Regions from separate parts of the Homo sapiens genome. Here region 1 is linked to region 2. Evidence: chromatin loops called from intact Hi-C (ENCODE). Cell type or tissue: PC-9. All regions are shown on one strand. Each heading gives the region's core, and the rest is flanking DNA. Links, peaks and the distances in the headings are about the cores only. Region 1 has its middle 3.9 kb from the start of EXOSC2. Region 2 overlaps HMCN2 (hemicentin 2).

Evidence for each region. Hi-C counts contacts between places; a loop is a spot of excess contacts. Peaks named below come from ENCODE experiments on the same cell type or tissue, not always from the same donor. Only the 100,000 strongest peaks of a DNase experiment are listed, where the experiment ranks them.
Region 1: it touches region 2 in a loop (15-fold over the local background); 2 of 110 quality-filtered maps call a loop at or near these places.

What each region holds. Positions count from the first base shown.
Region 1 is chr9:130,687,178-130,692,543 of GRCh38, forward strand. No RefSeq gene overlaps it. Among named protein-coding and RNA genes, the nearest start is that of EXOSC2, 3.9 kb to the right of the region's middle. In PC-9, for the core only: no CTCF peak of the experiment used is centred there; a DNase peak (open chromatin) is centred at 2,984; H3K4me3 peaks cover 1,631 bases; H3K27ac peaks cover 872 bases.
Region 2 is chr9:130,350,021-130,355,386 of GRCh38, forward strand. It overlaps HMCN2 (hemicentin 2), which reads left to right. Exons shown (of 98, transcript NM_001291815.2): 30 at 1,403-1,557; 31 at 2,907-3,185; 32 at 4,743-5,024. Among named protein-coding and RNA genes, the nearest start is that of HMCN2, 87 kb to the left of the region's middle. In PC-9, for the core only: no CTCF peak of the experiment used is centred there; a DNase peak (open chromatin) is centred at 2,211; H3K4me3 peaks cover 381 bases; H3K27ac peaks cover 1,964 bases.

The DNA of each region.
Region 1 (5,366 bases), core at 301-5,300, 340 kb after region 2:
GGCGGATCACTTGAGGCTGGGAGTTCGACACCAGCCTGGCCAACATGGGGAAACCCCAGCTCTACTGAAAATATAAAAATTAGCTGGGCGTGGTGGCAGGCGCCTATAATCCCACCTACTTGGGAGGCTGAGGCACAAGAATCACTTGAGCCTGGGAAGTGGAAGTTGCAGTGCGCCAAGATCGCACCATTGTACTCCAGCGAGACTCTGTCTCAAAAAAAAAAAAAAAAAAAGGTTTATGCAGTTATTTTTACCATTTTACTATTTCAATGGAACACGAGGTGAACCCAGTAGGTAGATGAGGATTGAACCAAGAGTTTTGGGCTAGAGAGTCCCTGCTGCCTCTGTTTTCATGTTTTTCAGAATTTCCTTGCCAGTTACTTTCACCTGGAGTTCACCTGTTCCCCACCCCAACTCCTCAGGGTCCATGGTTCCCTCATTTCAAGGCTCATTCAAATGCTTCCTCTGTCAGGCAAGCTTTTCTGTCTGTCCTCCCTCTCCCTTCCCCATCTTTGAACATCTTAGCACTTTGATGACTGGGGCCTCAAATGATCCAGCTCTGTGGTCCCACAGCACATAGCTGGTGCCCAGCAAATGCCTGCTGAAAAAGTTTATTCATCAATTCAACAGAGATTTACTGAGAGATTTGTTGTTGTTGTTGTTGTTTGTTTGTTTGTTTTAATGGAGTCTCACTCTGTCAACCAGGCTTGAGTGGAATGGCACAATCTCGGCTCACTGCAACCTCCACCTCCCAGGTTCAAGCAATTCTCCTGTCTCAGCCCCTTGAGTAGCTGAGATTACAGGCACCTGCCACCATGCCCGGCTAATTTTTGTATTTTTAGTAGAGATAGTGTTTCACCATGTTGGCCAGGCTGGTCTTGAACTCCTGACCTCAAGTGATCCACCCACCCAGCCTCCTACAGAGCTGGGATTACAGACGTGAGCCACTGCGCCCAGCAGAGAGCTGTTTCAAGGGTCCTGAAATCTGACATGGTATGCCAACATGGAAATCTTTGTTCTAGAAACAAGAGGCAGGGTGCGCCATGCAGAGCCGCACAGGAAAGCACCGGGTTGGTCAGGAGGCAGAGGGAAGGAGGGGTAAACATGAGCAAGAGCCTTTATTGTGGTTTCCATGGGAAGGAATGGGTGAGGCAAGGTAAGCAGCCTTAGGATTGGTTGGTTTGAATAACTGCAGTAGGTGCTGGGGTTTATATAAGGGCTTTCCCTAGCTGTCTGGTGTCTGGCCTTGGGATGATCAGGGCAGTTGGATACTGGCCCTGAGTAAGAGAGCCTAATAAAGGAGGTGTTTGTGGGTGTGGGCTCTGGATTGGGTGGCATGCATTTGCAAGGGACCTCCTGGGTGAGTTCTTCACTATCTCCAGGAACCAGTTAACCCTGGTTGGGGCAGTCCCTCTGGGAAGAGCAAGTCCCCAAGATCTCAAAGCATCTGAGTACAGAAAAGCAAAGGCTCTGGGCACAGTGGCTCATACCTGTAATCCCAGCACTTTGGGAGGCCGAGGCGGGTGGATCACCAGGTTAGGAGTTCGAGAACAGCCTGGCCAACATGGTGAAACCCCGTCTCTACTAAAAATACAGAAATTAGCCAGGCGTGGTGGCAGGTGCCTAAAATCCCAGCTACTCAGGAGGCTGCAGTAGGTTCAAGAGGAGAATCGCTTGAGCCCAGGAGGCAGAGGTTGCAGTGAGCAGAGACCACACTATTGCACTCTAGCCTGGGCGACAGAGCAGGATTCCGTCTCAAAAAAAAAAAAAAAAAAAAAAAAAAGAGCAAATGCATGCTTAATACAAGGGCCTACTATATATCAAGCATATATACGAAATGGGCAGTGAACCAAATGGACAGTCTGGGTATTGGTGGGGCTCATATCCTGTGGGAAGACAGGCGATGAGCAGACAAGCAAATCTGTATTTTGTAAATATATTGTATTTTTTTCAACAAATATTTTATGGCTGCCCTGTGTGCCAGGCCTGGATCTAAGCATTGATATATGATGAACAGAATAGATAAAGTCCCTGTTTTCAGCAATGCATGTTCTAGTGGGGGGAGACTGCAATCAATGAACAAAAAAAAAAAAAAAAAGAAAGAAAATTGAAGCCCAGGCATGGTGGCTCACACCTGTAATCCCAGCACTGTGGGAGGCCAAGGTGGGCAGATCACTTCAGGTCAGGAGATTGAAACAAGCCTGGCCAACATGGTGAAACCCCGTATTTCCTAAAAATACAAAAATTAGCTGGGCGTGGTGATGGGTTCCTGTAATCCCAGCTACTCCGGAGGCTGAGGCAGGAGAATCTCTTTAACCCAGGAGGCAGAGGTTGCAGTGAGCTGAGATCGCGCCATTGCACTCCAGCCTGGGTGACAAGACCAAGTCTCTCTCTCAAAAAAGAAAGAAAAGAAAAGAAAAAGAAAAATCAGTGACAAGAAGTAAAACAGGATCAAGGGATTAAAAAAAAGGACTGGAAAGTTATTCCAGATAAGGTGATCAGGGAAGTCTTCTCTGAGGAGGTGATGTTTGAGCAAGCCATGAGTGAGGAGAAGGAGCCAGCCACACAAAAGCCTGGGAGAAGAGAATTCATGCAGAAAGAGACCAGAGTGAAGGGCCCTGGAGTGATGAGAAGCTTGGTGCTGTGGAACCGAGGGGAAGCCAGCTAGTCTTGAGGCAGGAGAATAGGGTCTGGAGGCAGGGAACATAAGGCTGATTCACACTGACTTTCTAGAACTAAATCAAAAGGAAAACCCCAACTTTCCACGTCCAAGTAACCAAAGGACCAGAGGCTACTCCCTTTGCAATCCCAGCTTTTCTGTGTGCAGATGAAAAACTGAAAGTACCTCTGATTGCTCCCTTCCCACTACCAGTCAGGCTGGTAGGTGGCCAAGTCTTCATTTGCATGGGAGTATAACTTTGTAACTTCACTTCAGCCTCTGATTGATAACTTTCCACAGCCAATCAGACATTGGCGTAGGGTGTAACTTTTAACTTCAGCCTCTGATTGGCCACTTTCCACAACCAATCAGACTGATCACGGGCCACTCCTTCATTTACACAGGGCGTACACCAAATAACCAATGGGAAACCTTTAGAGGGTATTTAAACCCCAGAAACTTCTGTAAGGAGCCTGTTGAGTTTCTTTGCTTGAGCTGTTCTTGCCCTGTAGAGTGTACTTTCGTTTTCAATAAATCTCTGCTTTTGTTGCTTTATTCTTTCCTTGTTTTGTCTGTATGTTTTGTCCAAGACGCCGAGAAGCTGGGCACCCTCCACCGTTAACAGTCCGGCTGCAGCATAGTGAGTAACGCAGTGGGTTAGGACGAGCGTGAGGTCAGAGACAGGCAGGAGTCAAGAAGTGCTGGAAGCAGAGAAGTGATTTAATCTGTTTTTAAAGCTCTCTCTGGCTGCTGTGCGGAGATTGGATGATAGGAAGGACAAAAGTAGAATTAGGAAGACAAGCTAGGAGGTTATCTCCCTGGTAAGAGATGCCGTTGATCAGCCTGGGGCAGTGGCTGCGGAGATGCACAGATGTGTGGCATCAGTGAATCTTAGACCTTTTCCGCCATTGAAATTACATAGGGAGTTAAAACACGCACAGACTTCTGGACCTTACCTTTGCAGAGCCTTGTGAAAGGCAAATAAATCTTGGGGCCCCAAAATCACTAAGCTAAAGGGAAAAGTAAGTCAAGCTGGGAACTGCTTAGGGCAAACCTGCCTCCCGTTCTATTCAAAGTCACCCCTCTGCTCACTGAGATAAATGCATACCTGATTGCCTCCTTTGGAGACGCTAATCAGAAACTAAAAATACAAAAAATGCAACCATTTGTTTCTTTTTTCTTTCTTTTTTTTTTTTTTTTTTTTTGAGACGGAGTCTCACTCTGTCGCCCAGGCTGGAGTACAGCGGTGCGATCTCGGCTCACTGCAAACTCCGCGTCCCGGGTTGAAGCCATTCTCCTGCCTCAGCCTCCCGAGTAACTGGGACTACAGGCACCAGCCACCATACCCGGCTAATTTTTTTTTTTTTTTTTTTTTTGTATTTTTAGTAGAGACGGGGTTTCACCGTGTTAGCCAGGGTAGTCTCGATCTCCTGACCTCGTGATCCGCCCACCTCGGCCTCCCAAAGTGCTGGGATTACAGGCGTGAGCCACCGCGCCTGGCCTCAACCATTTGTTTCTTATCTACCTATCACCAGGAAGCCCCTTCCCAGCTTCGAGTTGTCCAGCCTTTCCAGACCGAACCAATATTCATCTCACATATGTTGATTGATGCCTCATGTCTCCCCAAAATGTATAAAACCAAACTGCGCTCCGACCACCTTGGGCACAGGTTGTCAGGACCTCCTGAGCTTGTGCCACAGGCACATCCTCAATCTTGGTGAAATAAACTTTCTAAATTAACTGAGACCTGTCTCAGATATTCGGGGTTTACAGCCTCAATGCCTAAGGAATCTATACTTTTTACAAGCCCCCTGGGATGTGCTGCTTCGTCTCCGGGTACCCACTTGTCTACTGGTCGTAAAGGGGTAAGTGTGGCCGGGCTTGGTGGCTCATGCCTGTAATCCCAGCACTTTGGGAGGCCAAGGTGGGCGGATCACTTGAGTTTAGGAGTTCGAGATCAGGTTGGGCAACACGGTGAAACCCTGTCTTCACAAGACAAATACAAAAAATTAGCCGAGCCTGGTGGCATGTGCCTGTAGTCCAAGCTATTCAAGAGGCTGAGGTGGTAGGATTACCTGAGCCCAGGAGGACGAGGCTGCAGTAAGCCATAATCGTGTCATTGTACTCCAGCCTGGGTGACAAAGACTCTGTCTCGAAAAAAATAAAAATAAAAAAAGGTGCGTGTGATGATGCAGAAAGAGGAGCACTGGGGATGGGAGAGGGGGAGTCCCTGTCGTTTTGGATTCTAGTCCCAGTTACGGGTCTGTTTGGGGGGCTCGGTGGCCCCAAGTGATCATCAGGGATAGCAATGCCTATCTCGAAGATGGGCTGAAAGTGAGGAATACATAACATAGTATTTGTAAAGCACTCAGCAAAGGACCAGCCGAAGCACTCGGGCTATTTCTGGTAAAGGGTGCAGGCTCTGGGGTAAATCGCGTGCAGTTGGAACACACATCGGCTTTGCAGCCATCTGCTAATGTGAATTCCATTCCTTTTGGGGCCTCGATTTCCTCCTCCATAAACTGGTATCCACAATGCCAACCTTGTGAACGCTGTGAGAATGCGCGGGGTAAAGGCGACGTCTCTCCCTCCCGGGAAGAACTTGGATGGTGTCAGGCCTACACTCTCGCTCCGCCTAGGGCCGCTCGCTGGGCCTGGCTCCCCGGCTGCCGGGCTACGCGAGCTCAGAGGACACCATCGCCCTCTT
Region 2 (5,366 bases), core at 113-5,112:
TTCAGCCTCCTAAATAGCTGGGACCACAGGTGTGCGCTACCAACAACGGCTAATTTTTTAAAAAATGTTTGTACAGATGGGGTCCTGCTTTGTTGCCCAGGCTGGTCTTGAACACCTGGCTTCAAGCAATCCTCCTGCCTTGGCCTCCCAAAGTGCTGAGATTACAGGCATGAGCCACCGTGCCCAGCCTCTTTTTTTAAACTCACTTTTTCTCTAAGTAAAATTCACATAATGGGCTGGGTGTGGTGGCTCACGCCTGTAATCCCAGCATTTTGGGAGGCCAAGGCGGCCAGATCACCTGAGGTCAGGAGCTATCAGCCTGCCCAACACAGCGAGACCCTGTCTCTGCTAAAAATACAAAAAAATACAAAAAAAAAAAAAAAAGAAATAGCCAGGCATGGTGGCAGGCGCCTGTAATCCCAGCTGCTTGGGAGGCTGAGGCAAGAGAATCACTTGAACCTAGGAGGTGGAGGTTGCAGTGAGCTGAGATCAAGCCACTGCACTCCAGCCTGGGTGACAGAGCAAGACTCCGTCCAAAAAAAAGTCCACGTAACATACAATTAGCCATTTTAAAGTGTACAGTGGGCCAGGTGCAGTGGCTCACGCCTGTAATCCCAGCACTTTGGGAGGCTGAGGTGGGCAGATCACGAGGTCAGGAGATCGAGACCATCCTGGCTAACACGGTGAAACCTCGTCTCTACTAAAAATACAAAAATATATATATATATATACGGGCATGGTGGCGGTAGTCTGTAGTCTCCTGTAGTCTCCGCTACTTGGGAGGCCGAGGCAGGAGAATCACTTGAGCCCGGGAGGTGGAGGTTGCAGTGAGCCATCGTACTACTGCACTCCAGCCTGGGCAATAGAGCAAGACTCAGTCTCAAGGAAAAAAAAAGGTGTGCAGTGTAGTGGCATTTAGTACATTTGCAGCATGGGGCAACTTTCACTTCTATTTAGTTCCTGACATTCCATCACCCCAAAAGGACACCCTGGACCCATCAGCAGCCAGTCGCTGTCCCCTTCTCCCCAGCCCCTGGCAACCACAAGCCTGCTTTCCTTCTCTATGGACGTGCCTGTTCTGGGTACTTCACATCACTGGCATCATAGAGTGTGTGGCCTTTTGTGTCTGGCTTCTTCCACTCGGCATATTTTCCAGGTTCATCCATACTGTGGCAAGTGTCAGAATTGCCTTCATTTTTGTGGCTGAATAATGTTCCGTGGCATGGACGGACCACACGTTGTTGATCCATTCCTCGCTTACTGGGCCTTTGCATTGCTCCCACCTCTTGGCGCTAATGAATGGCCCAGCCTCGCTTTTTACAAGCCACACACTCCCTGTGTGCAGCGTGTCCCATCCAGCCCCTCGGCCTTACTGGCGCTTTTCCCTTGCCCGTCTCTCCAGGCCTGTCCTTCCGGGAGGCCCTCACCTGCAGGTCCAGGAGGATGGCCAGGTTCTCAGGATCACCGGCAGTCACGTGGGGGATGAGGGACGATACCAGTGCGTGGCCTTCAGCCCAGCTGGTCAGCAGGCCAGGGACTTCCAGCTCCGAGTTCATGGTGAGCCCCCACGCCTTCTGGGACCCCGCCACAGGCTACTCAGGAAGCTTCCCACCCAGCTGCCCGCTGCCTTAGAGGGAGAGTGAGGGCTGAAATGGGGGACCTGGTGAGTGATCCCTGAGTCCAAGAAAGCTGGGGGCTGGGGTCGGGGTTGGGGTCAGGGTCAGGGGATAGAGGTTATCTGGCCCAGCATTTTCCAAATCCGTGGTTTCCATCCCAGCTCTAAAAATTTACTACTTATGTTTTTTTTTTGAGATGAATTCTCTCTCTGTTGCCTAGGCTGGAGCGCAGTGGCACCATCTTGGCTCACTGCAACCTCCCCCTCCCAGATTCAAGTGATTCTCTTGCCTCAGCCTCCCGAGTAGCTGGGATTACAGGTGCCCACCACCACACCCAGTTCATTTTTGTATTTTTAGTAGAGGTGGGGTTTCACCATGTTGGCCAGGCTGGCCTTGAACTCCTGACCTCAAGTGATCCTCCTGCCTTGGCCTCCCAAAGTGCTGGGATTACAGGCGTGAGTCACTGTACCTGGCCCAAATTTACTACTTCTGATACCACTTGGAATTATGATTTACTTTTCTTTAAATGAGTCACACTTCCTTACACTGAAACACATTTATTTAAATATCCCTTATTCTTATAAAGGATATTTAATATCGAAACTGTAAGCAGAAAACCAGTTTCGCTTGGCTAAGGAAGCTGAAAAAACAAACACACCCCATAGAGCAATGTTGTAAATTCTCGAGGCGTGGACTCCGCAGAGGGCACCCAGCCTGCATCTGCACTCTCTGTGCTAAAAAGCGGAGAGTAGAAAGTGCTAGAAAGGTTAGGGACATGCATAGTAGCACCAAACGGAGCCTTTCCTTGCTGTAACCCGGATAGAAGGAGATTTGGGAGGGGCGTAACCATTCCATTCTGAGATGCAGTTATTTCATGCTGTGCCCATGTGCCCCTAGCATTGTCCTGGGTAGCATCGGTGGTGAGTGACCAGCCCTGTGTGAAGTCCTCATCTAGTCCAGCCTCTCATTTCACAGATGGGGAGACTGAGGCCCAGAGAGGGGAAGTGGCTCACCCCTGGTCTTCCAGTATGTTAGAGCAGAGCAGGGCCCAGAATCCAAGCCTGTGGCCCCGCCCCCACCTCCTGCACCTTCCACACCAGCATGTCCCCATGCTGGCCTCTCCCATCTGTCCCCAGACCCCTCCCCTCCTTGTCCACCATGCCTTCCCTGCCCCCGCAATGGAAGCCTGTGGTGTGTCTTGTGGCCCAAAGGCATGAGTCTGCTGCCCTGGGGAAGATGCCAGAGGCCTCAGCGGCTGCCTGTGACCAGCCCCACCTCTTTCCTTCTCAGCGCCCCCCACTATCTGGGGCTCCAACGAGACAGGCGAGGTGGCCGTCATGGAGGACCACCTAGTGCAGCTCCTGTGTGAGGCTCGAGGAGTGCCCACCCCAAACATCACCTGGTTCAAGGACGGGGCCCTGCTCCCCACCAGCACCAAGGTGGTCTACACTAGGGGCGGTCGGCAGTTGCAGCTGGGGAGGGCCCAGAGCTCCGATGCCGGCGTCTACACCTGCAAGGCCAGCAATGCTGTGGGGGCCGCAGAGAAGGCCACCAGGCTGGATGTTTATGGTGAGCAGCCAGGGGCCACGGCAGCCGGGGTGGGCAGTGGGAGGGACTCAGCCATGGTGGCCCCTGCCTGTCTCCAAAGGAAGGCTAGGTGGCCACTTGGAGTGGTCAGAGGCAAAAGGATAATGGGACCAAGACATTATCTAGGGAGAAGGGTCCTCCCAGCTTATGTGACTTCCCTCATACCTGTAAGGAAACTGAGGCCAGGAGTGGAAGGGCCTGTCTAGGAGGCCATGGCGGAGCTAAGTGTAGAATCCAGGTCTCCCCTCATGGTGTGGGGCTTTTCACTAAACCATGCCCAGAACCCTGTGACCACCACAATAATTAACTGCCCTCAGCTCATCACTTCTGTAAGCTAGACCAGAGGGGCACTTTGCAGCATCAGCTCATTTGATCAGCTGGCAAAGGGACTTGAGCTCTCATGTCCCCAGTTACAGATGGTCGCAGTGAAGCTCTGGAGCAGAGAGGTTTCCCCAGGTTCACACCCCTAGGAGGTGGTGGAACCCGGTCCTTACGCGGGCAGATCTGACTCCAGACCTCATGCTGTGAACCTCAGCATCAGCTCAGCCCTGAGGGGCTTGGCTCTGGGGACTTTTGAAGGAGAACTCAGAGGAAAGGGTGTCGGTGGCTCTGGATGGGTCTGAGCAGGGCCCCGGTGAAGTGTGAGAGGGCAGCGTGCAAGCTGATAGGGGTCAGCCTGGCCCCCCGTGGGGAGTCACTTTGGGAGCTCTGGCTTCCAAAGATGCAAAGGGCTTGGGTACTGGAACCTCAAAGGGCAGCTGAGCTGCATGGGCTCCACGGCAGCCTCTGAAGATGGCCCCGCCGCTAGCTCAGGGAGTCTTATTTTGGGACCCGAGGTCCCCCAGGAAATGAAATAGAAAATGTGTATGTGTATGTTTTCATTAAATTTTCAAAGCGTCTTACACCCAAATAAGGTTAAGAAGCATCTCCCAGGCCACGGTTGCCCCTTGTGCCCTGGTAATGGCTTCATCAGCTCAGCAACTTGAGGGTCTCCTTGAGGGTAGGAGAGAAATTTCCCCTTTGGCGTGGCCACCATGGGCTCCAAGCATAGTTAACATCTGGTCCCCTTGGCCATCGCTGGCTAAGTTAGGAGCCCCCCAATCCAAGCCATCTGGGCTCAGGTCTGCCCCAGTCTTCTGCCTCCTGAGACCAGGGAGGGAGGGGACTTCCAGGAGCAGAGCTCTGTCCCGGCCCTGGGGGTCTTATTTGAGTCCAGCAGACACTGGACCTGCTGTGTATAGGCACTGGGGATGCAAGTAGGCCGGCCGTCTTTCCACTCATGCTGGGCTTGCCGGGGTAGCAGCGGGGATGGAGAGGCAACAGTCAGCACCCAGGGGTGGGGTGGCGCGCCCAGGGGCTGAGGAGGGTGAGAATGCTGCCCCGGGGTCTGAGCAAGGGGTTCAGCCACTGGAGGTGAGGGAAGGAAGTGTTTCACATGGAGTGGGGTCGGTGAGGGGCTTCAGCGGGCCTGTTGGGCTGAGATGAGAGCAGGCTAGCGTCCAGCTGTGGTCCCCAAGCCGCCCCCTGCCTCTTTTCCAGTCCCACCTACCATCGAGGGCGCCGGTGGAAGACCATACGTGGTGAAGGCTGTGGCTGGGAGGCCTGTGGCGCTGGAGTGCGTGGCCAGAGGCCACCCGTCCCCCACCCTCTCCTGGCACCACGAGGGGCTGCCCGTGGCAGAGAGCAACGAGTCGCGGCTGGAGACAGACGGGAGTGTGCTGAGGCTGGAGAGCCCGGGGGAGGCATCCAGTGGCCTGTACAGCTGTGTGGCCAGCAGTCCTGCCGGGGAAGCCGTCCTGCAGTACTCCGTGGAGGTTCAGGGTGAGCCCGGCCCACCCCACTCAGAGCTGCCTGGGCTGTGGACGTCTGCCCAGGCCTGCTGCGTGCTTGTCCCGAGAGAGCTCCTGGAGTGGAGGGAGGGTGGGGAGAAGTAACCAGTGTCCCCACATTGCATGACACAGATGAGGACGCTGAGGCCTGGGCTGTGGGGCCGGCAGGGCTAGGAGTGGGCAGGGTGGAGCCCCAGGATCAAGGGTCCCTGACTGTGCCCAGGACCCTGGGCTGGGTCACCCAGGACAGAGGACCTCGTTCTGCCTTCTGCCAATGGAATGGCCCTTTACGGAGACTTTCCTAAGGCCGGCTTGTGGGTATGGTCCCAGCAGG